Linked DNA regions of Homo sapiens: all the other regions are linked to region 1. A link is a loop called in an ENCODE intact Hi-C map of the cell type or tissue named here. Cell type or tissue: IMR-90. All regions are shown on one strand. Region 1 has its middle 37 kb from the start of SLC38A11. Region 2 overlaps TTC21B (tetratricopeptide repeat domain 21B). Region 3 overlaps COBLL1 (cordon-bleu WH2 repeat protein like 1). Region 4 holds the start of COBLL1 (cordon-bleu WH2 repeat protein like 1). Region 5 overlaps SLC38A11 (solute carrier family 38 member 11). Region 6 overlaps SCN2A (sodium voltage-gated channel alpha subunit 2). Region 7 holds the start of SCN3A (sodium voltage-gated channel alpha subunit 3).

Region 1 (4,000 bases):
AAAAAAGAAAAAAAAAAGTTGGGTATGGTGGCACATACCCATAGTCCCAGCTACTTGGGAGGCTGAGATGGCAGGATTGCTGGAGCCCAGGAATTTGAGGCTGCAGTGAGTCATGATCACACCACTGCACTGCAGCCTGAGCAACAGAGCAAGACTCTGTCTCAAAAAATAAATAAATCAATGAAAGAAATAAAAGTTGCTTGGATTCTTACTAACTTGTGATTAGTCCTGGGAGGAAAATCAGAAGACTGTTCCAGGAACAGGCAATTGAGGATGTCAGAAAAGTCAGATGTTGGCAAGATGTCAAAGAGAATAAGAACTGAGAGAAGACCATGATGTTCAGCAAGGGGGGCCACTAGAGCTCCATAAGAGAGAGGCCTGGGTATTGTGGTCAGAGGAAGTCAAGGAATTAGTAAATGCTAAAGAAAGTGGGACAGGTCTCAAGCATCCTTTAGAGAAGTTTGGCAATTAGAAGCATGTGTGTGTGTGTGTGTGTGTGTGTGTGTGTGTGCCACTGTTCATTTTTACCTCTCATCTCCTATCTCATCCAATACCTAATATTCTCTAGGGAAATGGAATCCTGGCTGAAAGGCAGGCTTGTCCTTCAGCTGTCACAGTGCCCAAGAAGTGCACAGAAGGGAGTCCTTTTTTTTTTTTTTTAAATTTATGCTGTGGTTCTGGGAGCCAGAGATAGAGAAAAAAAAAGTTGTCCTGGAGTCTGTTGCATTGTGACTGAATCAAGTTATCCATAAAAGGACTCAAAAGAGGAGTCTGGGTTCACAGCTTAAAGGAATGAGGCTAAACAGCAGAAAGGCTCAAGCAACCACTGGTGGAGGGGAACAAGTAAGAACTTGTCTGGAGAAGTTTGGAGCCAAGTATAAATACCCACTGCTGACATTCACACATTCCCAGCTTGCTTGTCCAAGGGCAAGCAGGAGTCATTCAGAGCCTGAACTTAATAGGCATCTAATATTGCTATGTGTTGTTATATCTCAACCACCACCAACACCACCACTCCCAGCTAGCACTCACAGAGCACCTGACCTGGGAACAGTGCCTGAATCAGAAACAGAAACTTCTAGACTGATGTGGTTCAGTGGTGCTTACATAGGCTATTGTTTACTACATCTGCACCAACCTTTCAGGAAGCATTTGGCTTGTACATTTAGCTCTGTGGCCCACTGAAGAGAATTTCCTGTGGGCAGTGGGGTGAGGAACCCTGCCTTAATCTGCTTCTCAGGTATTCTTCTCCCTTGCTTTTATGTGTCAGAATCTGTATAATCCTTGTAGGGCCTATCCAGGAGTAGGCAGAGCCAGAGTGCCCATTCCTGATGTCCACAAAGTACAGCAATGCACCCAGGCTTGATTTGGAGCCACTCTTGCCTTCCTGACTGTTTTCAAAGATATGTTGCATGGCCTCTGAGCCAGTGCAACAAGACTTGCAGGCATTGGTATTTGCATAACAAATAGTAATTTTTTTTTGCTTAAATAAGGGAAATAGGGAATATTTATCATAGCTATACATTTATTCATTTAATTCCTATTTATTTATTCATTCATTTATTCAAACATTTCTTAAGCATGCACCACGTGTCATGCCTATCTTAGAGGCCACAAAGGTTCTAAAACTATTACGTGCCGACAGAAAAAGAGACCCATATACATGTAGCATTATGTCTTATTGGAATTCAGAGCAGGAAGAGAACACATCTGGCTGGGGGCAGGATGAGGAAGGACCTGATAAATTTTCTATTGAACAATTACTCTAAGTGTGCTTTCTTTAGATGGTAAGGATTAGACCAGGATTCAAGATTACTGGATTTTGAGTCAAAGTTTGAACTCCTTGGGGGAAAATCTGCATATATGCAGAGTCATGGTGGTAATTACAGTATTAAGCCCCATTTTGGAACACTTTGATCTGATCTGATTTAAAATTTTATTTCCTGAAAGGTTTACTCACGTCATATTAAGGTACTCTAGTCTTTTTATTTGCAAACTCATTTAAAATCTAAATACTGCTCTCTGCTTTGGACTTGGCTGCTTTTCAATAACAGGAAGGAATACTGTTTTCATCAGTTTTGTATATCCGCCACGAGAGGGCAGCATTTTACTTCTTTTAAGATTTAACGCTGTTCTACAAAATGCTGAGCTGTGCCTGGAGGGCTTTGTGATGTGGAAAATCTTCAGAAATGTTCAGTGAAACCCAGCATCCTCTGATTCATCTTTAAAGAGGAGAAAAAAATATTCTACGTGACTCTATTACCAATCTTTGGGCAGAGAACCAAATAATTTGGCCAGGCTCTCAATCTTTGTGGTTGAAAAGTTATCAGGAAATTTAAAATGTAAATTCATAGTTACAGAGCCACTAGTGAAAATTTGCTTTTTAATGAACTTTTTTTTTGGTCTATATTTTCACCCTCTGGGGTGGGGGCTCTTTTAAATGCGCCTGTTTAACCATACTGCATCCAGAAATGTATACATATCACAAACCTGTTGGTAATGACACCAATGCAAGCTCCGTTTCCCTTCCAGTCATCTGTGGACCACACCTACACCAGCGCTTCCTTCTGCGCATCCTATGGCACCTGTCTACTTCCTGTTTTGGGAATCCCCACAGAGGCTAGCACAGTGCTGAACTTGTAAAAAGTACGCAATAAATGATCCTCTTCCTGAACGACATTGGATGATAATAAAATCTCTTGTGAGAGAGAGGTGAGACGGGGGAGGGGAGAGAGACAGAGACAGAGTCAGAGCCAGAGAGAGATCAAAAGGGAAAAGCGGGCAGCAGCAGGGAGGCAGGCTTGAGGAGTCCCTGTCTGATTTACGTGGGGGCCACAAATTGGTTTGATCAGGTGTGAAGTTTACACGGCGCCGGGAAGGCTGGTTGCCCCACCCTAATCTTATGCAAATGGGCTTTCCACTTGCTCAGCGCCATCTTGTCTACTCCTTACTGTACATGTGGCTGGCAAAGAGAAGGGAAGATAGAGCTCTCGTTTTGAACACGTAGTTCTGTGTCCGGAACTGGTGGGTTCTTGGTCTCACTGACTTCAAGAATGAAGCTGCGGACCCTCGCGGTGAGTGTTACAGCTCTTAAGGTGGCGCGTCTGGAGTTTGTTCCTTCTGATGTTCGGATGTGTTCTTGAGTTTCTTCCTTCTGGTAGGTTCGTGGTCTCGCTGGCTCAGGAGTGAAGCTGCAGACCTTCGCGGTGAGTGTTACAGCTCATAAAAGCAGTGTGGACCCAAAGAGTGAGCAGTAGCAAGATTTATTGCAAAAAGCGAAAGAACAAAGCTTCCACAGTGTGGAAGGGGACCCGAACGGGTTGCCACTGCCGAGTGGTCTGTTTTGACAGGGCGCTGATTGGTGCGTTTACAATCCCTGAGCTAGACACAAAGGTTCTCCACCTCCCCACCAGATTAGTTAGATACAGAGTGTGGACACAAAGGTTCTCCAAGGCCCCACCAGAGTAGCTAGATACAGAGTGTGGATTGGTGCATTCACAAACCCTGAGCTAGACACAGGGTGCTGATTGGTGTGTTTACAAACCTTGAGCTAGATACAGAGTGCCGATTGGTGTGTTTACAATCCCTGAGCTAGACAAAGTTTCTCCAAGGCCCCACCAGAGTAGCTAGATAGAGAGTGTCGATTCGTGTATTCACAAACCCTGAGCTAGACACAGGGTGCTGATTGGTGTATTTACAATCCCTGAGCTAGACATAAAGGTTCTCCACGTCCCCACCAGACTCAGGAGCCCAGCTGGCTTCACCCAGTGGATCCCGCACGGGGGCTGCAGGTGGAGCTGCCTGCCAGTCCCGCACCATGGGCCCGCACTCCTCAGCCCTTGGGTGGTCGATGGGACTGGGCGCCGTGGAGCAGGGTGTGGCGTTCGTCGGGGAGGCTCGGGCCGCACATGAGCCCATGGAGGGGGTGGGAGGCTCAGGCATGGCAAGCTGCAGGTCCCGAGCCCTGCCCCGTGGGAAGGCAGCTAAGACCCGGTGAGAA
Region 2 (4,000 bases), 880 kb after region 1:
TTAACATATATGAAGTGACTTATAAATTCTATTATTAAACATTCTATGAAATGCCATAAATAAAAGCTAGGTGACAAGGCGGCCAGATTACTTGAGGCCAGAAGTTCGAGACCAGCCTAGCCAACATGGCGAAACCCCATCTCTACTGCAGATACAAAAATTAGCCAGGCGTGGTGGCGTGTGCCTTTAGTCCCAGCTACTCAAGAAGCTGACGCAGGAGAATTGCTTGAACCCAGGAGGTAGAGGTTGCAGTGGGCCAAGATCGCACCACTGCACTCCAGCCTGGGCTACAGAGTAAGACTCTGTCTCAAAGAACAACAACAACAAAAAACCCCACAAAAAACTGTTTTGCTAAGTGAAAAGAAGAATAATTGGAATTTTATAACGTAATTGAAATTAAAGGGATTTTGAAAAATGGGAGAAATGATCAGAAACAAGAGAATGGAGTTCAAAACAAACACAGGACATTTAATAAAAAGCAGCAAATGACTTATAAATACTGTTTATTGTAAATGCAAATAAAATTGAGGACTGTGTTTACTACAATTTTAAGGAAAATTGAAAAAGATGTAGATGAGAAATTAAAAATAATGCTAAGGATTAAGTTTAGATTAGGTTAAATTTAGTGTAAGAGAGTGAAAGCTTCTATGCCAGGGTGCTGTTAAACAGAGCTGGGTAAACCGTTGCCTTCACATGGTGTGCTTTGTGACTCCCTGCTGACCAAAAGTATTTGGTCACCCTTTACCATCAAATGTTACAGTGTCTGAAATTATACCTGCAGACCAAGTCTTCTAGGCTAAGGTTAAATATCCCTAATAAGGGACCTATTTAAATTGAGGTTTCAGGACCTGATTATTTCTTAAGACCACAATGGCCTTGAAAGCAGGAAGAATGAGCTCAAGAAAGGAAAGGGAAACACACACTCTACCCTTTTCTAAAAAAGATTTTTCAATGAAAGTTACATTTTCTGTACTATACCACCACCCATTAACATTACAGAATGCAGGGGGAGCTTACCCTGATTTGCAAAACTTACCACATCTTTTGAGTTCCAAGAGGAATATAAATCATCTATTTATAAAACCTTTATTAAAATATATATTTAAAATATATATATTGTCTTTTTCATGAGTTATTTACAGGGAGATTTATTCCAATTTTTGAAACAACACAGAATACAACAAAAACAGGCTGGGTGCGGTGGCTCATGCCTGTAATCCCAGCACTTTGGGAGGCCGAGGCAGGTGGATCACAAGGTCAAGAGATCAAGCCCCTCCTGGCTAACACGGTGAAATCCCATCTCTACTAAAAATACAAAAAATTAGCCGGGTGTGATGGCACATGCCTTTAGTCCCAGCTACTCGGGAGGCTGAAGCAGGAGAATCGCGTAAACCCAGGAGGCGGAGGTTGCAGTGAGCCAAGATCGTGCCACTGCACTCCAGCCTGGGCGGCAGATCAAGGCTCTGTCTTTAAAAATAAATAAATAAATAAAAGAATATAACAAAAACACTTTAAAAGAGAACAATGCATTTTAAATATATTTCCTGAAATAATATTCCTTAGAAAAGATACAGGGTATTTAATTACCTAGATTTTAACAAAATATTCTTTATAGAAATAATTATAGTCTTTACCACAGAGTCACCAAATCTGTACCCAATCAAAACAGAGTCAAATAGACCAGCTCTCATTCAACTCCATTAGGAAACACCAATTTCACATAGTACTTCTCTTGATGTACAGCAGCAACCTCTGCTGGAGAAAAAAGGGTATACTTCTAATAACAAAGCACTGAGCTCAAACCTGTTTTGAACAGGAAGAACTGAAAGTTAGATTTCTTTCATTTCCTGTTAAACCAACACCTAAGTTAAAATTATTTTCAAGGTCTTAAAGACGCACGGGCCTTATCAAGTATATCCTTTCTGATTTTTGGATAAGTTGGATGTGCTTCAAGAACCTGCAAAACAAATAAAGAACCCATAAAAACTTGTAACTAATAATCAAAAACTACGGAGTTACAAAACTTATAAGAAATGAGCATTACAGTTAAGATTTCCTTGTACTAATACTACAACAGCTATAACACTTTTTAATGGTGGCATTTTAAATGTAACATGATGACTCCTTTATATTAATGGTAGTTAGATGAGAACAATAGAATGTAAATATCAAATGCAGAAAATATAACAAACAACTGCTTACCTAATAGATGAATTGTATAAAACAATTATGTATCAATGATTTAAAATATTTTTGTAATTTAGCTTTTCATTCATAATATCTGATAAACCCTTAGAGAGTGACTTTTATACAGCAGCACACATTAGCTTTACCTGAAATGATCTTGAGACATACGTATTTCTAGTTCTACTGAGTCTAAGAGTGGGGAGATGCTAGTTTTTTTTTTTAACTCCAAAAATGATCCTAATATATAGCCTTACATTAACACACAACCCTAACCTGACTGAAATACTGCTTTACAGAGACTCAGTAATCAACAGCAATTACTAAGGCCAAGTATTTACTGTAATGATGCTAACAGATTGCTGTGTGGGATAAGGGGCATTACAAAATTCTTTTCTAATGAACTTTTCTTGGAGGTCCTTACAATGTTTAATAGAATGTCTTATATGGAATATCAATGGGACAATGTATATATAAAGAGACTCTACAAATTCTAAAACTGTAATTTAAATATTTGTCATTTTAGTAGGTGATCATTTACTAGGGGATGAATTACAGAATGCAATTGAATGACTTCTAATAGAATTCCTTTTTATCTCTAATTGATCAGTCTGAATTCTCTAATAACCAGATTCAGACACATTCACAAGAACTTCTAATCAGAATAATGATCTGGAGAATCTATACTGTCTTCAAATATCTTCTAACTTAAAGACTACATTTTATTTAACATGTTTCTCCCACTGGTCTTTGTCTTTTTTTTTTTTTAAAGTAAAAGTCTCTTTTACTCCACCTCTTTAATCCTACTCCTTTCCATACATGTAAATATTTTATGGTTTATTGTTTAATATGTACTCTTCAGTGGTCTTTGTCTTTAAATTGACATAAACATTTTATTATTTGATCTCAAAGTAAAAACATGTTTTTTATTTAGGTGAACATCATTTTCTAAATTTCGAACACTGATAATCTCCCTAAACATACTGATAAATCATTTAACTAAAATAATGTATCCTCTATTTCTATTCACATACATCTGGAGATTTAAAAAAGTAGGAAATTGTGCATCTGAAAAATTTTAAGAAATCTAAATTTAAGTGTTTACCTGGTGACATATGTCAATTGAATCCACATATCTTTTTGCTTTTAAGTAATTAAATGCCAGTTTGTATCCTGTTAAGACAAAAACCATAAAACAGAATGATGGAGTACACTGCTACTATTACTTTTCCTTGCCTCCTCCTCTCTTTGCTTACTCACTAGAGAATGGTAAGGGAGGCTGGTGAATGAACAACCAAACTACGCTATACAGAGAAGTTGTGTGATAATAGAAGACAGAGTGACACAAAAGAAGTGTAAGAAGAAAAGAAAGTGGAGTTGGAAAAAAGGACCACAGTGAATACATTGATAGGTTAGAAAGCTGCCATCCCACAAGTGTGGTTTCTATAACTTACTAGAAAAGTCTCATTTATTTCAGGTTATAGTAAAAACTCATCATAGGGCAGTAAATGACAACACAGCCATTCATTTATACAGTACAGATTTATTTAGCACTTACACAGGCAAACTGATGCCTACAGTTATGAGGTTTGCATTCTATTAGGAGAAAAAGTACATTTTAAAATAATTGCATGAGTAAATAATTTCAAAACTGAGATAAATGTTATGAAAGAAAGATCCAGGCCAAGTGAGTTACCATAAAGAACCTGAAGGGTATCAAGAGATGTCTGAAATCTGAAGAATGAGGCATAAACTAGGCTAGGGTGGGAATCAAGGACACTCTCAGACAGAGGAAACTGCATGGATTAAGGCCAGT
Region 3 (4,000 bases), 260 kb before region 1:
TTTGCCTAAGCCATACCATCTTTACACAAAGGTGAGACATAAACATTAAATAGGGTTAAGATCTTTTCCAAAAATAGACTCAGACTAGTTTGAATGCTTTAAATATTTAATTGAAGCCTCAGCATTCAGCACTGTAACACAGGAAAGCTGACCCTGACCACAAGATTTTGAGGTTGGGAATTACTGACTGTCTAGCTTTACCATAAAGGAGTCATAACACTACAAAAGTAGGACATTAACTTTTAAGCAGGTCGTGCTTCCAATGGAGCTGCCGCTGGGGTTAACTAGTCACAAAGTGCACCCACAGGAAATAAAATAATCGCTTGAATAGAGCTCAGAATTATCCACCTGGATGCCAAACTACTTCTGCCAAAGATAACAATTCTGGTTGGATAATCATCCCCTAGTTGATGCACCTGAAGGCAGTTGGCTAATGGGTTTGACCACAGGATCACCACAGAAAAGATGCCTGTCTTCCTGTTTCCTAAGGCAGGAGCACACGTGAGCAGTCCATCTAAAACCTGAGGCAAATCATTAAAAGTGGAAAAGGATTGGATGAACATTATAATCACTCCTCTATATTATTACACCACATTGAATTTTGGGTTATTTTATTACTCAGCAGAGTCTGCTTTGCATTAACATTATTTACAGAATTTTTTCTCTTGTAAGATAATATAATAATTTTCTAGAGGGCTGATTTTTTTTTAAGACTCTAAAAGCTCTTCTTTGAAATGAAGAAATCCCTATGAGATTTCCCACTTCTTTCAGAAATAAATAACAATTCCCTGGATTAGTTTCATATCTGTACCTTGTAAGTGCACACCAACAACCCAATTACACATACCAGTAATAGTACAGAAATTTTAAAACATTCTCTATTGCTGCTGATGTTTATCAATCTTATGCTAACCCATGTAGTTCAGTAATGAGTTCAGGAATGAAGCAGTGCTCTCTCTGTGTGTGCAAGAAATGAAATGTACCAGGTACACGAAACAAATAGACCCATTCTCAAAATTGAGAATGCTTATTATGCTATAAGAAATATTTTGAAGAAAATAACACATGAAATTAAGATTTGAAGATAAATAGTAATAGGTCAGATTACTAAGCTGATAAGTTCTTAACATACTAAAAATAGATATTACTAAATGTAAAAAGCCCCACAATTTTTAGAAAGTCACCACTTTGGACTCTATCTGGTTGTTTATCTTAGGTGTTATACTCAGAGCTAATTATAAATAATTACCATCATAAAAATTGTGATTTAAGAACACACCTACTAAACACACATACATGCCCCTTATAAAAACAAAAATACTACAAATATATCTCACTATAATTGGGGCAATTTGAATATAGACAAAGGATAACATTTTATTGACATGAAAGATGGAAATCATTAACTGAAAAAAAGCAGGTTACAAATAGCACGTACAATATAATACCATATTGTTGTAAAAAAGAAGTGCACATATAGATGGGTGTACATATATGTGCATGCCTAAGAATAAAAGGCTAGACACTGCAATGTTAGAAGTTGCAATCTGCCTGCTTAATGAAATTGCATTTACAATTTTTTGGCTTATCTGTATTTTCCAACTTTCTAAAACATCTAACTATTGCACTTGTAATCACAAAAATTTAAAAACTAAAATTAGTGCTGAGCACGGTGGCTCACATCTGTAATCCCAGCACTTTGGGAGGCCAAGGCAGGACAATCACTTGAGCCCAGAGTTTGAGGCTGCAGTGAGCTATGATTACACCACTGCACTCCAGCCTGGGCAATGGAGTGAGACCCTGTCTCTAGAAAAATTTAAAAATTAAATTAAGTTAAAAAACTGAAATTAAAAAGGGTCATTATTATAAGGTGTAGACGCCAGGAAAGCAAAGGGAAGAGGGTGGCCCTGCCAGGAACAATGTTCTGAGGACATTTGTGAATACTTTGTCACCCCTTTCCCAACCAGGGGAGCAGGCAGGTGACAGAGGCTGACATTCTCCTGGGCTCAGAGCCATGGGGGACATGGGAGGGCAATGACAGAACCTAGATGACAGGATGATTAAAAACTCAAATAGTACCGATTAAAAACTCAAGTAGTACTGTTATGTCTAGGTACTTGCACAGTTAAAATGCCAACTTTTGTTTTAGGCAATTACAGCAGAATAAGGATCTAAACCAAAATTTAAGCATCTTATATAGTTAAACATGGTTTGTACCACCCTATAGATTTTTGACAGTTAAAAAAAAATTACCCTGCTATAAACATATATTTATCACACATTTGTCATCACTGGACACTTCTCAATAAATATAAATATGACGTGAACTTCAGAAATTTTTCTAGATCCATACTGTTGTTACTCTCGTTTTTTCAGCAAAAATCCCACACCGATCCCTTTATCTTGTCATTTTTCATAGTCTACTTTTTCCCAATAGGTGGCGCTGTAATCCATGTAAAATGCTCCCGAGTTCCTCAGCGGACCAACCCTATGCCAGGCAAAACCGCGGGCTTAGGCTCAACTCTGCTGTAAACTGGTGCTATGGGACAGGTAAATCAGGCTGAAAAGCATGTGCGACATGTCTCTGGGTTATTTTATGTGAAAAGCCCAGAGAGGTGAGGTGACTTGCTTGAGATCACACAGCAAGTCTAGAACAAACTGTAACTTCTAGTTGGGACTTCTAGCTTGGAGTTCTGTGCTTTCTTTGTGTTTTCAATTATGACATCTCACATGTGCTCCAATCAAAACAAATTCCTATTTGTGGTAAGGGCGTAAAAGAAATATCTTCCTCTGTTATAAATGGTGCTTATTTCTTCCTCCCTCTTGTAGGAAAGTGTGATAGCATGCCATTGAATGCTCTCTCAACAGGCTAAGAAGGATTCGTGTCAATCTTTTCAGATTTCCCAAAATGAACATTTTGCTTTAAAAGTTTAGCCTGGAGAAAGGGAAAAGAGGAAAAAGGAACTAATACTTATTCAATGAGGAATAATTACCTATGAAGCTGATACCCGACTATAAGATGAAGACCATATACAGATCATATACAAATGTACCCACATATTTCCTTATTCTATGTGGTTTCTATATCTGTTTAGTCTATAAGCTCACTTTCATTAAAAATTAACTTTTCCCAAGTACTAGCAGACACCACTGCTTATGCTGTTGTGAAGTATAGCATTTTCTGAGAAGAAGAGCCACGAGTTCTGTAACAGTAGTCCTTTAATGTTCATTTCTAGAAAGGCAAGGAACTGCTTTGACTGGTGAAAAAGATGTTTATCGATTATATACATGATACACAGACACACAGAAACAGGTTGAGTATCCCTCATCCAACATTCTTAAGGCATGAAGTGTTTTACATTTCACATTTTTTTTCAGATTTTGAAGTATTTGCATTACACGAGTTGAGCATCTCTAATCTGGAAATCCAAAATTTGAAATGCTCCAATAAACATTTCCTTTGAGCATCATATTCACACTCAAAAAGTTTTGGAATTTGAAGCATTTGAGATTTTGGATTTGGTATACACAGTCTATACACAGACGCACACATTTATATATGTGTGCAAACATATATACATACATACACATAGACATACACACACATACATCTATACTACACTGTATCTTATATATAAATTAAATATTTTAATTCCTCCTTCTTTCAGTCCAACCATCCATGATATTAGGATATGCAGAAATGCCCAAGAGTTTTCAGGTTAGCATGGCAACCCCCGCCCAATGTAAGCAGAGCCTCACAAAGGCAAGATAGTAGAGACATGGTGACTTTTGGTCATTAAAGAGATGGCATCACTAAGTTCTGGTACCAAAAATAGTTGAGCTGGCAGATGGCTACCAACCTAATTCAGGATAATAAGTTTCTCCCTGAGCATAAAGTCTGTGACCACCGCCAACCCCACTGTGTTTCCTAATCTGAACAAGCTCTTTGGTGAAAATCAATGTACAAACAAGTGCGTTCTTCTGAAGATACCACTGTGCA
Region 4 (4,000 bases), 150 kb before region 1:
TATTAACTCACCATGTGACAGCCCCCTTCCTCTCTTCTCAAACATGTGAGGATAAAAAGAAAAGTAGAGTTGTTTGCAATCTGATTTGCGCTGGGTTTTGGAACCAGCAATTGGCCACAGGCACACACACCCCCAATCAGAGGCGCGCACCCCGCTCGCTCCCGGAACTGTCATGCGGGCTGACAGCTGGCACACCCTCCTGTCGCCCTCCACCCGCCTGCAGAAAGCCCACTCCCTACAGTCACCTTGACATTGCTCACCTGCCTGGGCCTCAGCCCATGACCAAGGAAACTTTTGCCCTCCCTCCCCAGGAGCTCACTTACAGGTATCGTCCACCGCTCCCCCAGAGCCCAAACAAGGGTCCCTTTGTTACAATTTTTGCTCCCGGACTCCTCACCCAATTCCTGGCATTCAGCTGGCCTGTAGCAACCCAGGGCAGCCCCGGTAGGAAGGCAACCAAAAACGACCCGAGCCCTCCGCCCGGGCGGCCTCCGAGAAGGCCGGGAGGAAGCAGCCTCCCCGGCCGCGTGGAGGACAGTCAGTGAGTCAGGCCGCCGGCAGGGCAGCGAGTTGCCAGCCAGGTGAAACGGCCGAGGCCTCGCTGTCCTCGCCGGCCTCGCCCTCCCCGGTGAGAGGCGGCGCGGCGCTCTGGGCTTACCTGGCTGGGGCGTCCTGCGGGCGCGGGGTTCGGCCGTCCATCGCCCTGCGGGGCGCTGCGCGGGCTCCAGCTCCCAGGCGGCGCGTCACTGCTGGGGTGGGAGAGGCCGGCGGGTCAGGGCGGGACGCGCGCCTTCCCGAGGCCGGAGCGAAGCTGGCTGAGCGTCAAGAGCCCGCCCGAGCCGCTCCAGCCCCGGCCGGCCCGCCTCCCGGGTGCGCTTCCACCTGCGGGCCCCGGCTCCCAGCCCGCGGGCGCCGCCGCCGTCTCTACAAGGTCTAGCGGGCGCCCAGAGCACGGCGGAGGAGGCGGTGGCGCTGCAGCCCCCGCCCCGTGGGGTTTACTGGGTAGCCATTTGGCGCCTCTCGGAGGGAGAGGAGCCGCCGGGGCTGGAAAAGGAGGAGGAGCGGGGCCGGGCGCACGGGCACCGCTGCCACGCCGGCAGCGCACTCCCAGGCTCCTCCGGCCGAGTTTGCACAAACAAAACGCCCTAGGAAAACTTTTCCCGAAGAGAAGTTGGGAGGGCTGATCTCTCTTTTCCCACCCAAGGCTCCTACGTTCTTTTCCAAAGGAGACAGTAGCTCGCCTGTTCTCCCTCGCGGCTTCCTCTCCTACTCTTCCCTTCCCCGGCCCGCGCTCTTGCCGCTCGGCTCTCAAGCCAGGACTTGAATGGAGAAGCGGCAACCCCTGCGAGGCTCAGCCCAGCGCGGGCAGGGCCGACTCAGCACCTCCCCTGTCCCGCGGGCGGGGTGCGGGCGCTGGCTGGGCGCTGGGGGCCTCGCTGGAGCCCGCTCTCTCACTCACCCTGCCCCATTTCCCTGCCCGGAGTCCGGGAGCTCGCCGCCGCCTCTGCAGCACGGCCGCACATAAGTGGGGACCAGCTCGGCGGCATTGGAGCGAGGGAAGCAGCGAGCCGGAGAGAGGAACGGGGCGGGGGTGGGCCGGGAGCAAGTTGGAATTTCCTTCCCCCAGGGCTTCGGGTCTTTGGGGTCCGGCTGGGGAAGCTGAACCGAAAGAAAGCTCCCAGACGAGGTGTTCCCATTCCCACCGCTAGGCTGCGCTTCGGGAAGGCTGGTGCGCCTGAACCGGACAGGTGCGGGGGAAGGGAGGTTACCTGCCTTGCCAGGATCCGCGGGGAGGATTGGGGCCTCCGCGGAATGCGGTCAGAAACTCGCAGAGTGGGGCCTGCAGCTTGCCCCCCCTAGAGTCCGACCCTCGACGTCCAGGATCGTTTTTTTAAATTTGTGTTTTTAACTTGACCTTTAAGATTGCCATTCTTTTAAAAGCGCACCTGTGACACAGATCTTTCTAATTGGTGGCAGGTTTAAGCTTGCCCTGTCTTCAGAGGCATTTTTTGTAAAAGCCTATAACAGCTCTGACATGAGAACTGGACAACAGTATGTCTAATGACAGTCTATAAACTAAGAATTAAGTAATAGATTGTATTCACTTATTGGAACTTTTACAAGGGTAAAGGAATCAGACACAGCTGTGTGCTTGTTTGTACGTTTTAGTATCCACGTGCATGCCCTTTAGATGATTCTTTACACCTGACAGACAGGTACTAGGTTGGTGCAAAAGTAACTGCGGTTTTTGCCATTTTTTTTTTTTTTAAAAAGTAATGACAAAACCGCAATTACTTTTGCACCACCCTAATATATTTACATATTTTATATTTTTCATAAGCGCCAATTGTTTTAAGATGCGCGCCATTCTGATGGGCCCAAAAATGTGTTTTCAGAAAACAACGTGACATTAAGAAATGAATTTAAAATTAGAGTTTTAAAAACATATTTGGATTAAACTGATGGAGAGATCTTACAGGAAGGAACATCCTGCAGGGGACTTCTGTTGTAGCACTAACATCAAGTAATAAACCTGTGTTAGCCACTGATAGAATAACATTTGGCAGGTATTACAATTAAATTGATATTAATGCTCCTTTAGTTGGTTATCCATTGCAGCAACAAAAAAAGATTGCTGAACTAAATGCCTAGCAATGTGCCATTTGTCTACCACACGCAGGCATTGGTATTTATTTCTTTCAGTGCATAATGTCCTTTCAGTGCATCTTAAATATGAAAAGAAAAAAACACATGGCTCATTTGGATTACAATACTGGAACCATATTAGAAAAAGTTGCTTTTAGAGATTTTAACTAAGAGTAAAGCAATTTATTTAAATACCTCTGGGTTTTAGTCTTTAAACAATAACTCTGTTTAAACAATTTCATGAATCATTTATGCTTCTGAATACAGAGCTGTGCAAGCTTTTACAGTTGCTTGCACAGACAATGATGCAAATATTGAGTAACAGTGAAACTACTTGAAAGTCCATAACTTTCAATCACAAGACAAGATTAAATCTTTAATTAGTTTCAGCCTTAATTTATGACATACTAGTAATATTATGGACCCTAATACCAGTAAGATTAGGCTAATCTTAGTCATAAAACATTCATAACATTTCGTAACCACTGAAGGCATTTTCAGTGCTTACCACTTTTTGCTGTCCTCCTTCTGGTCCTAGGGAGAACTATATGCTCCACCCCATGGAAATTAGGTATGACCCTGTGACTTTGATAAGTGGAAATGTGAACAGACATGAAATGCTTTATTTCCTGGTGAAATTACTGCCAGTGTTTGAGTCTCTATGTTCCCTTCCTTTGCTACTGCAATCATGAAAGCATGTATTAAAATGAAGGTGACACAAGACTGGAATGCTAAACTATTACCCAGAGCACAGCTGCCCTGGAGAGTCCCAGGACCTACAACAGAATCCACATAAGCAAGAAATAAGCTCATGTTGGGCAAAACCACTTAAGAGCACCACCAAGCTTGGTGGTCTTCACATAATGGTACTAAGCTATCCTCACTGTAGCCAGTGATTAGCAAAATAATAATCACAGATTTGCTATAAATCTTTTTTTTTTTTTTTTTTTTTTTTTTGGAGAAGGAGTCTTGTTCCTGTTGCCCAGGCTGGAGTGCAGTGATGCGATCTCGGCTCACTGCAACCTCCATCTCTGGGGTTCAAGTGATTCTCCTGCCTCAGCCTCCCGAGTAGCTGGGATTACAGGTGACCACCACCACGCCTGGCTAATTTTTATATTTTTAGTAGAGACAAGGTTTCACCATGTTGGCCAGGCTGGTCTCGAACTCCTGGCCTCAGGTGATCTGCCCACCACAGCCTCCCAAAGTGCTGGAATTACAGGCATAAGCCACCATGCCTGGCTGCTATAAATCTTTTCACATAACAGGAGAAAACTGCTGTTTTCCAATCTTTCTAGTTATGCAGAGCTGTTTCAAAATTGCCCACGTTTCCAAGATTGCGCTCAATTTCCCCGTT
Region 5 (4,000 bases), 72 kb before region 1:
GGATAAGGAATGTCCACCAAATCCTATAGCAAATGGCATATTTAAAAGTGAAAAGTTAGAAATACTCTACTTAAGGGATGAAACCAGATAGGATGTTCAATATCACTGCATCCTGAATATATTATTGATATTCCTAGCTGATTCAATAAAATAAGTGATGTGTAATCATTGAAAAGATTGTGTAAATTATTTGTACACAACATAATTACACATATGGAAAATTTATGCATATGGAAAATAAGAGTATTCAGCAAGGTTACTGGATACAAGTTCAATACACAGAAAACATCAAGTGGGCTGATGTACACAAACAATGACCAATTAAAATGTTTTTTTAAGTGGCAGTGACAACAAAAACACTAAATACTTTAAAAGATGTGCATGATTTTAACGTCATGTTAAACTTTTATTGAAAGACACAAATAAATGGAGAAATATACCATATCCATACACACAAATGGGAAGACTCAATATCATATAAACATCAATTTACCCCAAATTAATTTTTAAATTCAAATAATAAAATACAGAAAAAAAGAAATCAAAGAATAAAATACAATATTGAGGCTGGGCATGATGGTTCACGCCTGAAATCCCTGCACTTTGGGAGGCCGAGGCAGAAGGATTGCTTTGAGTTCAAGACTGGCCTGGGCAACACAGGGAGATCCAGGCTCTACAAAAAATAAAAACATTAGCCAGGCATGATGGTGTGTGCCTATACACCCAACTACTCGAGAAGCTGTGATGGGAGAATCACTTGAGCTTGGAAGGTTGAGGCTGCAGTGAGCCATGATCACCCCATTGCACTCTAGCTTGGTCAATAGAGTACGACCCTGCCTCAAAATGAATAAAATAAAATAAATAAAATATTGAAGGAGGAAAAGAAATTTAAAACTCAAAAAAACCCCATAATATTAAAGTTATAATAAAGATAAACAATAAAATCAATGGAAGGTAAATATAAAACATCCATATGATAAAATTATTTATATACACATTTAAAAATACAAAGGTAAGCTAAAAGCTGGAAGATGACATTGGTCATGCATACACAGTTGTCCCTTGGTATGTGGGAGGGATTGGTTCCAGGACCCTCCATTGGATATCAAAAGCCATGGATGCTCAAGTCCCTGATATAAAATGGTTTAATACTTGCATATAACTTAAGCACATACTTTTATATAATTTAAATTATCTCTAGATTGCTTACAATATCTAATACAATGTAAATTCTATATAAATAGTAGTCATACTGTATTTTAAAATTTGTATCATTATTGTCATATTGTTATTTTTAATTTTTTTCCAATATTTCTGTCCACAGTTGGTTGTGTCTGCACATGCAGAAGCTGTGAATACAGAGGGCCATGATCAAGAAATAGTATACAGTATATACACAGTACTCCCCCCTTATCTATAGGGTGTATGTTCCAAGATATAACCTTGCAAGGTATTCTATTTACAGCCTAGTGTACGCCCCCTGCCCAAATGAAATAACTTCCATAGACCAGGCGTGGTGCTCACGTCCGTAATCCCAGCACTTTGAGAGACTGAGGGAGGTGGGTCACAAGGTCAGGAGTTCGAGATCAGCCTGACCAACATGGTGAAACCCCGTCTGTACTAAAAATACAAAAATTAGCCGGGTGTGGTGGCGTGGGCCTGTAATCCCAGCTACTCAAGAGACTGAGGCAGGAGAATCACTTGAACCTGGGGGGTGGAGGTTGCAGTGAGCAGAGATTGTGCCCCACTGCACTCCACTCCAGCCTGGGTGACAGAGCAAGACTCCGTTAAAAAAAAAAAAAAAAAGAAAGGAAGGAAGAAAGAAATAACTTTCCTAAGGCAGAAAATATATTTTAAATAAAATGTTTGAATTTTAACTTAAACCCCCATGCAAATTAATAATCAAAAGTTAAACTTGGACACCCAATTAAACATGTGTAGATGGGCCACATAAGTTTATCTTTTCTTTTTTCTAAGACCCCACTAAAATGCTACTAAAGAAATTTAAAAGAGGAATAAATTCATGAGGGAGAGGATAGTGGGAGAAGAGATATCCGAGGAGAAGACACTCTATGAAAACGAAACTGGATACTTCTGTGATGACTATTGAGAGTAGAAGATGTTGCAACCATGTAGAGGGAGCTCATGATGAGAAAGAGGTGATTCACTTTACAAAACCCCTGTGTGTGCAGGACTCAGAGATACCAGAAAGCTACCGAGAATGCTCCAACAAAAGGAGAAAGGAAAGAAAACGGAAGATCTGGGATCATGGATAGAGGGTATACAACACAAAAAGGAGGTAAAAGGAAGTCCTAGGATGATCATGGGGGAGCAAAGTGAGAAAGCAATCTGTCTAGAATGGAGGGCAGAGCTGAAGGCTCTGGGATGGATGTGTTCAGGAAAAATAATAAAATTATAGATTATATGTTTGAGCATCTGGAAAAGAAGTAACAAAAATGATCAAATTCAAAAGCTAAACTGGACATCCAGATAAACACAAAACTGAAATCAAGTGGTAATTGTAGAGAAAAAAAAAAGGAAAAGTGTACAAGAAGAGAAACATAAACTTAATTTTAAAAGTTGTGGTATTCTCCATGTATTTAAGAAGAGGAAAGATAGCTTGAGAGAGCTAAATCTTCATCTACTGTAAGAGAAGATAACAGTGAGACACCAAAAAAGGCACTTAGACTCATATTACTTAGAAATAGAGATGTGAATGCCAAGAGATAAGGCTTAAAGGGTTGAAATAAAAAAGGTTTTGGTAGGAGGCTACTCTATTTCATTAAAAGCCATTTGTAATCTTTGATTTCATAAAATCAAGTTAATAAATTTTATTTTATTTTACTTTATTTTATTTGTGAGACAGGGTCTCACTGTAACCCCAGGCAGTGGTGTGATCATAGCTCACTGCAGCCTCAAACTCCTGGCCTCAAGAGGTCCTCCAGCCTCTGCCTCCCAAGTAAGCTGGACTATAGGTACATGCCACCACACTTGGCTATATTTTTAATTTTTTTTTTTTTTGTAGAGGTGGGGGTCTTGCTATGTTGTCTAGGCTGGTCTTGAACCACTGGTCTAAGGGATCCTCCTGCTTTGGCCTCCCACAGTGCTGAGATTACAAGTGTGATCCACCTCACCTGGCCTGTGAATGTATTCTTTTGAGAAAAATAAACACGTTGAATAAATGCACATAAAAGTAACATTGAAAAGAAGCAGTATTCCTTACAATACCTTAGGAAGCTTTAAAAAGATCTAGGCAAATAATGGTTACTGTAAAATTTAGATCATTTTAACAGCAATGATTCGTGTTTCAAAATATTTTAGTACTACCAAAAATAGGGACTGGCTTATAGCAGTTTGTAGCCTTAGAACAGCAAACACTTTTACAATTAATTACTTCCCTTACCCTGGAAAATCTAAACAAATGCTTCATTATATATTTTTAATAAATCGTTTGTGTTTATGGGGGTTGTGGTTGGAGATGGAGAGCTTTGGGGAGTTAAATTCATTTTGTAATATTGTCTCAGTTTGGATTCTTGCATTCTGAAATTTTATCCTGGTTTGAAAGACAAACTCTTATCTTTATAACAGGTGAATAACAATAAGGCAATGTAGAAGAAAGCAAGTCCCATCAAAGGGAGCTCCAGTCTCTATAGACTGATAAAAAGGAGCCTCAGAACTTAAACCTCTGGATCAGGAGAATCAAAAAACATCATGCCTCTCTATGATACCCGCCCAAACTCTTTCAGCTAAACAGAAGCACTTTCAAATATACAATTCCGGCAGAGTCTGCATTTTTGTTGTAAGAGCCTCATGTTTTTAGTCAGACACATCCGGGAGTTGAGTGCTTTGGATGACACAAAACAAAGGCTCCATGTTGCCTGTCACACCACAAGCTATTAATGACAAGCAGATCTGACCTCTTCCCCCAGCTCCTGCATCCACTGAAGGCTCTGTCACTTCCTCACTCTCAGCTCACTTGTATTCTGATTCTGTTCTATAG
Region 6 (4,000 bases), 300 kb after region 1:
TCAATTAGTTTGAGACATCTTTTTCTCTTACAATCAAAAGTTATCTGCTAAAGTGACTAAAATATTATTTTGGGCTACATCTTCCCCTTGCTCATTTCCAACAAACACATTTTCTTCTTTTCTCCAAATCCTTTATTTTAGATTCAGTGGGTACCTGTGCAGGTTTGTTATGATGGTATATTGCATGATGCCAAAGTTTGAGGGCACGATTGAACCCACCACCCAGGTAGCAAGCATAGTACCCAATAGGTAGTTTTTCAACACTTGCTTCCCCCACCCTATACCCACTTATAGTCCACGGTGTCTCTTGTTCCCATGTTTATGTCCATGTGTACCCAATGTTTAGCTCCCACTTATAAGTGAGAAGATGTGGTATTTTGTTTTCTGTTTTTGCCCAACAAATACATTTTCCAATGAAAATGATGAAGCCAGAAAGTATGAAATACATTGATTTAACAATTAGAACTGTTCTAATTATAATTGATACCGGTGCCTGTTTTCTTTTTATGATTGAGTAATGATCACAGATTTTTGCTATCAGATTTTGAGTTTGAATCCTGCCTGTATGATCTTAGGAGACTTTTCCTAATCTCAGTGTATGTCCTTACTTCAGTTTGCAAATAAGGATAATGAAAGCACTTATCCAATAGGGTTGTGTGGAGGATGAAATAATACAGGGCAAATGTCTTAGCCAAGTGACTGGCACTTAGTAAGTCCTCAAATCTTCACTATGATATTAATTGAAAGCCTAGCATTCACAATCTCACTGGTTTATCAGTTCTTTTTTCTGGTTGCTTTTTAGTGACTTAAATCAGAGATAAATAAGATTGGTGTCTCACTGGGTTAATATTTTTTCTGGAGAGAGTTAACTTGTGTGGCACAGGCCATCTCTTTATTGAATTAGCAAAGAACTACATTGGATTTAAGATTATCTGGGGCTGAGGCTAATATCAAATCCTACTCTATGTTTGTAGTTCCTTGGCTACAAGCCTACATACGGTAATTGCTGTTTAATATGAATTTTTATTTTTAACCCTTACATATAGTAAGGGTTAATTGCTATTTAATATGAGTTTTTATTTTTAACCCTTCCCTATTTACGTCATGCTTTGCTTAAGGACCAAGATATATTCTGAGAAATGTGTCATTAGGTGATTTTTGTCATTGTGTGTACCTCATAGAGTGTACGTAAAACCTAGATGGTAGAGCCTATTACACAACTAGGTTACATGGTATAGCCTATTGTTCCTAGGCTACAAACCTATACTGGATGTTACTGTACTGAATACTACAGGCAATTGTAATGCAATGGTATTTGTGTATCTAAACACGTCTAAACATAGACAAGGTACAGTAAAAAATATGGTATTATAATCTTATGCGACCACTGTCATATATGTGATCTGTCATTGACCAAAAATGCCATTAAGCAGTGCACTACTGTACTTTCTCTTTACTTTAAATTTGAATTCTTTATATGGGTTGAATGACTTTCTGACATAGCAAATAAAAAGCATGAGGAGAAGCATTATCTGTTAACAAAATTAACACTTAAAATCAACAAAGTTTTAATGTTTCGTTCCAAGAAAAGCCTGTGGAAGATCAGTTCCACAACTGAGAGCTTTGGGCTGCTTCAGACATATGTCTGTGTGTACGCTGTGAAGGTGTTTCTCTTCACAGTTCCCCGCCCTCTAGTGGTAGTTACAATAATGCCATTTTGTAGTCCCTGTACAGGAAATGCCTCTTCTTACTTCAGTTACCAGAATCCTTTTACAGGAAGTTAGGTGTGGTCTTTGAAGGAGAATTAAAAAAAAAAAAAAAAAAAAAAAAAAAAGATTTTTTTTTTTTTAAAGCATGATGGAATTTTAGCTGCAGTCTTCTTGGTGCCAGCTTATCAATCCCAAACTCTGGGTGTAAAAGATTCTACAGGGGTAATGTTTTATTATTCTTATTATGCTTATTCTCTGTGATGCTTCTCTACCTTTACAGTAGTAGAATCCTTGGGGAAATCTGCAGAGGGACCACTTTCATTTTGAAGCTGCTGGCTGCATGTTTTAGCATGTCTCTTCTATTAGAGAATCCAGGCATGGCAGTTTCCTCCCCCAGTGTGCAAGGACCATCTTCATGCCTATGTCTGTCGCTAGGCATGAGGGTCTCTAGGAATGGGTGAAAAAAATGAGGGATGTTTTGGAGGCACTATAATACTGGGGAGGGCAGTCTGCTAGCTGGTAGCTGAAAGGTCCTGGTTTACTTCAACATTTTTTTTAAATAAAACTGTGCAGTAGTTTTTGTTATTTTAGGTTTCCCTCTGTTTTATCTGGTGTATGCTGCAGAAGTGAACTGCATAACACATTTCACTCTTAGAAAATGCATTTCATATATTTAAATGACAACTCTGACTCCTATAGTATGGGGGTGAAATAGATTGATTTTTTGAAAAGATGGAAAAAATAGATTAAGTGTCATTTAGGAGTCAAGATGTTGATTGTATTGTTTCAAATAGCATAGAAACTCCTGCCACTGGTTCAGAGGTAACATTTGGAATGACTGATGTGCTCTTTTGAGTTATCTACTTTAGTCTGGTGAAATATGATTTGAATACCAGTAAAAATCTATTTAGGTTATTGCAAAGACTCATATAATAAGAGTTTGCTTGAAAAGATAAACTATCGTAAACTTATTATTTTTTCTCAAGTCCAAATTCTGATATGGACACTAAGACTGTGATGCTACGTTTTTATGAAATGGGCATAATTTGAGGAAATTGGCTATCTCTACAGTATTTCCTAAGGTACTGCAAATGTGTTAATTTAAGAAGCAATTACACTAGCTAGCAGCAGGTTGCTAAGCCAGGGGGTCCGAGCTACAGACCTCTGATGTGGATGACTTCCTGCCCGGTTTGGCAGGAGCTGGGTCCCTTCCTGTGCAGCTTCCGAGCAGTTCCAAACACAACCAGGCATCTTCTGCTCCTTCCCACTCCCTTTCTTTCAAGCAGGATCTACCTATGTTTCCATAGCCTGGCATTTTAGGATTTCCAGAGATTTTTACCCAGTGAATTGACTTGGAATAAACTCTTAAATGTGATAAAGTGAGCCAAAGGGCACGTGCAAAGACTTGGAGAGATATGTGCAAGATCCTCAGCTCAGGTTCTACAATTTAATATGATGTTTCATCTCTTGTTTTGGATCTCTGCTATTTTTTCAGAAAGAATGCTGAAAAAGATGGCTGCCAAAATATTCACACAAGTGAAACAGCAGGCACAAACCAGTATCCTCCATTTCTGAGCTCTGAATTGCATATTTTCCCACAAGTAGCACAATCACTTAAAACATTTTGGGAGTGGGAGATTAGATTACCTCATAGACACCTACTGAATGTGAGAGATAGATCTCCATGTGAGCAAATGGATGCACATATGAGATTCCCTGAATACCAAATACAGCTTTCTTTGAAAATATTATAGCTATCTGAGTTTCTATGCTGTATCTCAGTGCTCAGTGTCATGTAACTGACACAATCACCTTTTATTCTAATGGTCATTGCTTTTTTTCCCTCCCTGTTTCTGTAGCACTTTCTTATGCAAGGAGCTAAACAGTGATTAAAGGAGCAGGATGAAAAGATGGCACAGTCAGTGCTGGTACCGCCAGGACCTGACAGCTTCCGCTTCTTTACCAGGGAATCCCTTGCTGCTATTGAACAACGCATTGCAGAAGAGAAAGCTAAGAGACCCAAACAGGAACGCAAGGATGAGGATGATGAAAATGGCCCAAAGCCAAACAGTGACTTGGAAGCAGGAAAATCTCTTCCATTTATTTATGGAGACATTCCTCCAGAGATGGTGTCAGTGCCCCTGGAGGATCTGGACCCCTACTATATCAATAAGAAAGTGAGTTCTTAGTCAAGTTGCCTTCACTGCCTATTTACTAATTGGTTCTGGGCTAGTCCCAGGGATGATGGTGAAGAAGGCTGGCCTCCTTCCCTCTGTCTAAAGTATCACTAA
Region 7 (4,000 bases), 210 kb after region 1:
GCTCTGATGCTTACTCAGAACAAAGTTACTCACATTTAGTCACCTGTAGAGAAGCATGGTGTGTACAATACACTCAAGTTAATTAACAGCCATTTCTGGGAACCCTGTCCAAAGAAATAGTTTTCTTTATCTCCTATGGTAGGAATTCTTCTGAAATAGACAAGACCCAGGGCTCTCCTCTCAGGCAACCACTATTTTGAAATGTTTTTGGGGGGACTATTATTGCTACTCAATGTAAAATATTAAGTGAGATGTCAATATTTTTCAACATATCATTAGGAATTACAGTTTGGAGGCCTTAAGTTCTATTTTTGAAGCCCTTTTAGCCAGTACTGACTGGAAGCCCTGTTGAAATCAGAAGTCTTCATTTCATATAGGGCACACTCTATTTGGAGTGAATGTGATGAAATGTTTCCATGCAAATTCCTACAAGCACTTATGCCTTTATCTTTGTCCTCATAAGCCACATTATACTACCTGTTGTGTATTTTAAAACCCTGTATGATTTTTAAAACTTATCTTTCAATTAATATGTATAGATTTTCTGTCAATAATTTCTTATTCTAATTATGTGGTGGCTAACTGAATGAAACATTTATGGTTATGATATAGAATATTCTAAATACAACTACAGACAATATGGATCATAGATAAAGTAAATTATTGTTTTATGGCTCCAGTGGTTCTTCCTGGTAATTAATAAAAATAAACAGTTATTAAATATATACAGAAAAACAGCAATCTATCAAGCTTATAGAACAATTAAGAATATATAATAATCTTTAAATCAATAAATTAAAAGGTAAACATTTAATATAAAATGAATATATTAAAGGATAAAGAAGTAGCATATTATGGAACATATAGAGATTATTTTATTTTTTGAAGGTTCAACCTCTTTTAAATGGTTAGTATTGGTGTTCTTTTCTCTATGAAAACAGATTTTAGAGAAAAATGATAGTGTATTTCACAAAGCCAAACACCTCTATATTGTTATCACTCCCTATATGCATGGCCTCTCTAAAGCTGTTAAATAAAAAACTAAAGCACAAGAATGATAGTTCCAATTTCACTATACATTTATGTTTAAAAAATACTGGACACACTGGGCATTTAAATAGATGACATACAGCCAGGAAACTCATTAGACTAGCTTTAAGTATAATAAAAAATATTTTTTCTGAATACAATTAATCATAAGCATCTACAAAAACACAAGACCATTGATGCCTAGTATGTACCATAAATCACCATTTCCAGACAGGCTCTATTTTCTTTGAAAGATAAAGAAATAGTAAGCAGTTTACACATCAAACGATGCCTTTGGTTCCTGTAATTTACATTTAAACAACACTGGGTTAAAAATAGCAGCATGAAGATGATTTTAAAGTAAGGAAAATGACCTGGTAGCTAGGTTCTATGGTGCAGATAATGAAATGTTTTGTCAGCTTACCTGATAAAACAGAGCCTTATGAATTACAGCATAACAAAGCCCAGCATCCAAGATGGTTAGGGTATAACGTGTCTTCCTCTGCAGCTGTTCAGCTTTTTTTTTTTTTTTTTTTTTTGACCACAGAGGTTTACAAATTAGTTACAATTTTTTTTCTTTCTTTCTCTGTGGATAAGAAAACAAAGAGACCTTTCCAGAATCCTCTCTGCTTATGCCTCCGCTTCCTGTTCTGAGATTCACTCTATGGTACCCAACATATATCAGAAAACAGCTTTGAGGAAAAAAAAAAAGAAAGAAAAAAAGGCCGATCGCACTCAAAGTGGTACCGCCATCTACTGGCGGACACACACAAAATTGAGCCAAAGAAAAAACATTCCCATTATCCTCTGTCACAGGGAGGAAAGTAAACCTGCATGAAGCATGGGTAGTCATGAAAGTGCCCCAAGATGACAGTAGAGAGGTGATGTGAGCTAAAATTTCCCAACACACTAAAAAAATGTAACTTATCTACTACATATAAATATGTATGAGACCTTTTACATATTCAGTTATTTGCATCTCACTAATTTTTTTAAAAAATTTTATCACTTTGTTGTTTTGCATGATTGTTTCACACATAAACTACTAAAATTAAAAGATATATAAATTACTGTTTGAAAAATAGGTTTTAAGTTTACATTACCCTTTACGTGTAGAGTTTTGCGAAAGCTCCCTTGTGGCCTGCTCTAGTCTTTTGAAAACCTTTTCTCTTCCTGGGATGAATTATTTTCAAGGTGAGGAATTTGACTCCTTAGAGAACAGTGTAAACACATACTCACTGATAGTATTTTTGTGTTGCTTTCTGGTAAAACATTTGCAAGAAATATCTAAATGTAGAAAAAGATTCTATACATCAGTGAACCTAGCTAATATTATTTATTAGGATATTGAAGCACACAATACATAAAGAAAATAAAAATAATCCATCAGTTATTAAGATATTTCTCAATCCAGATGTATGTTATTGTTTCATCTGACCTTTCATATCTACTTTAGAGCAAACAACTATGATTTTATTACAGTTTATCATCAATTAAATAAATACATTCATATTGACAAACCAACTGTATGGATGGACAAAAATGATGTCAAGTATTATATTAGACTTGAAAAGACACAGAGAGAAACACACAGTGCCTGCCATAAAGGAGCTCATACAAAGAAGAAAAACAAATATAGCTGATACCATATTTCCCAGCCATGTGTTCAAGAACTGTTAATTACATACTTCGTTTTCAATTGTGGCCCCCATTTTGTCTAATGGCAGAAAAATAAATCTAGTCAGTTCCAGGTAAACTAAATTACTTGAGGCTTTTCCCAATGATTTTGGGTTTGCATTCAACCAATACATGATTTTCCTCTTCTATCTCTCCTTCTCATGGAGACTGATCTAAGTTCAGGATTGTGTACATATATAGAGAAAGCAGAGTATGATCCCGTTCCCCCTTTCTCCACATGGGCATCCACTGAGGCCAGGAGTCCTGCATGATCCATGACCATCATTATCCCTCATATCTACTAACGTACCCACAGGCCCACTGGGCCCCGGGAATAGCATCCCTCCAGCTTTGCATGGCAGCATCCCCTCTTTGTCACTTCTTCCTCTAAGGAAACTTTTGTTCCTGTCCTTTAGGAGGAGAGAAGAAAAAGCAGCATGTTCCCAGGGTCACTCTTGGCTGTAATTGGCTGACTTAAGCCTTCCTCCCTGCCCCAGGCGCCTCACACAGCCATCTCTGTTCTGCTGTTTGTAAACCATGGGATGTAATGCACTCTGCAGGCTTCAGGCAAGCGAGGCACAATCTCTGCCACACTAGAATAGTGTAAATAGATGGAAACTTCTCATCTTTTCATCTTTTTAGCTAATCCTAGATTGGCAAACTATGTAAGGAGCCCTTATCAGAGACTCCTTTCCTTCTTCATAACTTCCTTCACAGACTCAAAAGAGTTTTTGCTTGGGTCTCTTCTTTCTGTACCAAAGGTAAGCTGGAGCCACTTGTTTTCCCTTGAAATCTTTTTGTCTTATGTCTAATGTATCAGTTTACTAGGGCTGCTGTAACAAACTGCCATCCTGAGGGGCTTAGACACAGAAATCATTTTTTTCACAATTCTGGCTACTCAGAGGCCAGAATCAAGTTGTCAGCATGATCATGCTTCCTCTGAAACCTGCAGGGGAAGGATACTTTCTTGCTTCTCTTAGCTTTTAGTAGCCCCAGATGTTCCTTGGTTTGTGGCAGCATAACTCCAGTCTCTGTCTCTGTCTTTACATGGTGCACTCCCTGCATCACTGTCTTTACGTACTCCTCCCTCTGTGCATGCCTCTGTGTCAAATTTTCTCCTCTTTATAAGGACACCAGTCACTTTGGTTTAGGGTCCGCCCTCATAACCTAATTTTAACCTGATTATCTCTGTAAATACCCTATTTCAAAATAAGGGCATATTCTGAATTACTCAGAATTAGAACTTTTTGAGAGGAGGCACAATTCAACCCCTAACACAAGAATTTAAATATAA

What was found. A loop is a pair of places that touch in the nucleus more often than their neighbours do. Peaks named below come from ENCODE experiments on the same cell type or tissue, not always from the same donor. Only the 100,000 strongest peaks of a DNase experiment are listed, where the experiment ranks them.
Region 2: a loop joins it to region 1, with 6 times the contacts of the local background. A loop is called at or near these places in 11 of 110 quality-filtered maps.
Region 3: a loop joins it to region 1, with 10 times the contacts of the local background. A loop is called at or near these places in 19 of 110 quality-filtered maps.
Region 4: it touches region 1 in a loop (4-fold over the local background); 6 of 110 quality-filtered maps call a loop at or near these places.
Region 5: it touches region 1 in a loop (2.5-fold over the local background); 2 of 110 quality-filtered maps call a loop at or near these places.
Region 6: a loop joins it to region 1, with 13 times the contacts of the local background. A loop is called at or near these places in 48 of 110 quality-filtered maps.
Region 7: a loop joins it to region 1, with 9 times the contacts of the local background. A loop is called at or near these places in 31 of 110 quality-filtered maps.

What each region holds. Positions count from the first base shown.
Region 1 is chr2:164,990,929-164,994,928 of GRCh38, forward strand. No RefSeq gene overlaps it. Among named protein-coding and RNA genes, the nearest start is that of SLC38A11, 37 kb to the left of the region's middle. RefSeq lists an enhancer at 3,971-4,000. In IMR-90, a CTCF peak has its summit at 2,101 (motif pointing right); DNase peaks (open chromatin) are centred at 183 and 2,133; H3K27ac peaks cover 1,397 bases.
Region 2 is chr2:165,872,876-165,876,875 of GRCh38, forward strand. It overlaps TTC21B (tetratricopeptide repeat domain 21B), which reads right to left. Exons shown (of 29, transcript NM_024753.5): 28 at 3,290-3,357; 29 at 487-1,957. The coding sequence ends at 1,880. Among named protein-coding and RNA genes, the nearest start is that of TTC21B-AS1, 59 kb to the right of the region's middle. RefSeq lists an enhancer at 1,679-1,878. In IMR-90, a CTCF peak has its summit at 1,756 (motif pointing left); a DNase peak (open chromatin) is centred at 1,746.
Region 3 is chr2:164,735,355-164,739,354 of GRCh38, forward strand. The region is part of intron 3 of COBLL1 (cordon-bleu WH2 repeat protein like 1); the gene reads right to left. Among named protein-coding and RNA genes, the nearest start is that of SNORA70F, 50 kb to the left of the region's middle. In IMR-90, a CTCF peak has its summit at 2,441 (motif pointing right); no DNase peak of the experiment used is centred here.
Region 4 is chr2:164,840,498-164,844,497 of GRCh38, forward strand. It overlaps COBLL1 (cordon-bleu WH2 repeat protein like 1), which reads right to left and starts at 1,326. Exons shown (of 14, transcript NM_001365672.2): 1 at 1,213-1,326; 2 at 659-749. The coding sequence starts at 699. LOC101929633 (a long non-coding RNA gene) reads left to right here and starts at 252. Exons shown (of 2, transcript NR_110574.1): 1 at 252-325. RefSeq lists a silencer at 1,300-1,509. In IMR-90, CTCF peaks have their summits at 938 and 1,707; no DNase peak of the experiment used is centred here; H3K4me3 peaks cover 1,909 bases; H3K27ac peaks cover 133 bases; H3K27me3 peaks cover 427 bases.
Region 5 is chr2:164,918,490-164,922,489 of GRCh38, forward strand. The region is part of intron 7 of SLC38A11 (solute carrier family 38 member 11); the gene reads right to left. Among named protein-coding and RNA genes, the nearest start is that of SLC38A11, 35 kb to the right of the region's middle. In IMR-90, no CTCF peak of the experiment used is centred here; a DNase peak (open chromatin) is centred at 2,142; H3K4me3 peaks cover 317 bases; H3K27ac peaks cover 1,475 bases.
Region 6 is chr2:165,292,205-165,296,204 of GRCh38, forward strand. SCN2A (sodium voltage-gated channel alpha subunit 2) reads left to right here. Exons shown (of 27, transcript NM_001040142.2): 2 at 3,569-3,886. The coding sequence starts at 3,620. Among named protein-coding and RNA genes, the nearest start is that of SCN2A, 55 kb to the left of the region's middle. RefSeq lists an enhancer at 1,535-1,829. In IMR-90, a CTCF peak has its summit at 1,702 (motif pointing left); a DNase peak (open chromatin) is centred at 1,717; H3K4me3 peaks cover 231 bases.
Region 7 is chr2:165,202,370-165,206,369 of GRCh38, forward strand. It overlaps SCN3A (sodium voltage-gated channel alpha subunit 3), which reads right to left and starts at 1,681. Exons shown (of 28, transcript NM_006922.4): 1 at 1,454-1,681. In IMR-90, a CTCF peak has its summit at 1,792 (motif pointing left); no DNase peak of the experiment used is centred here.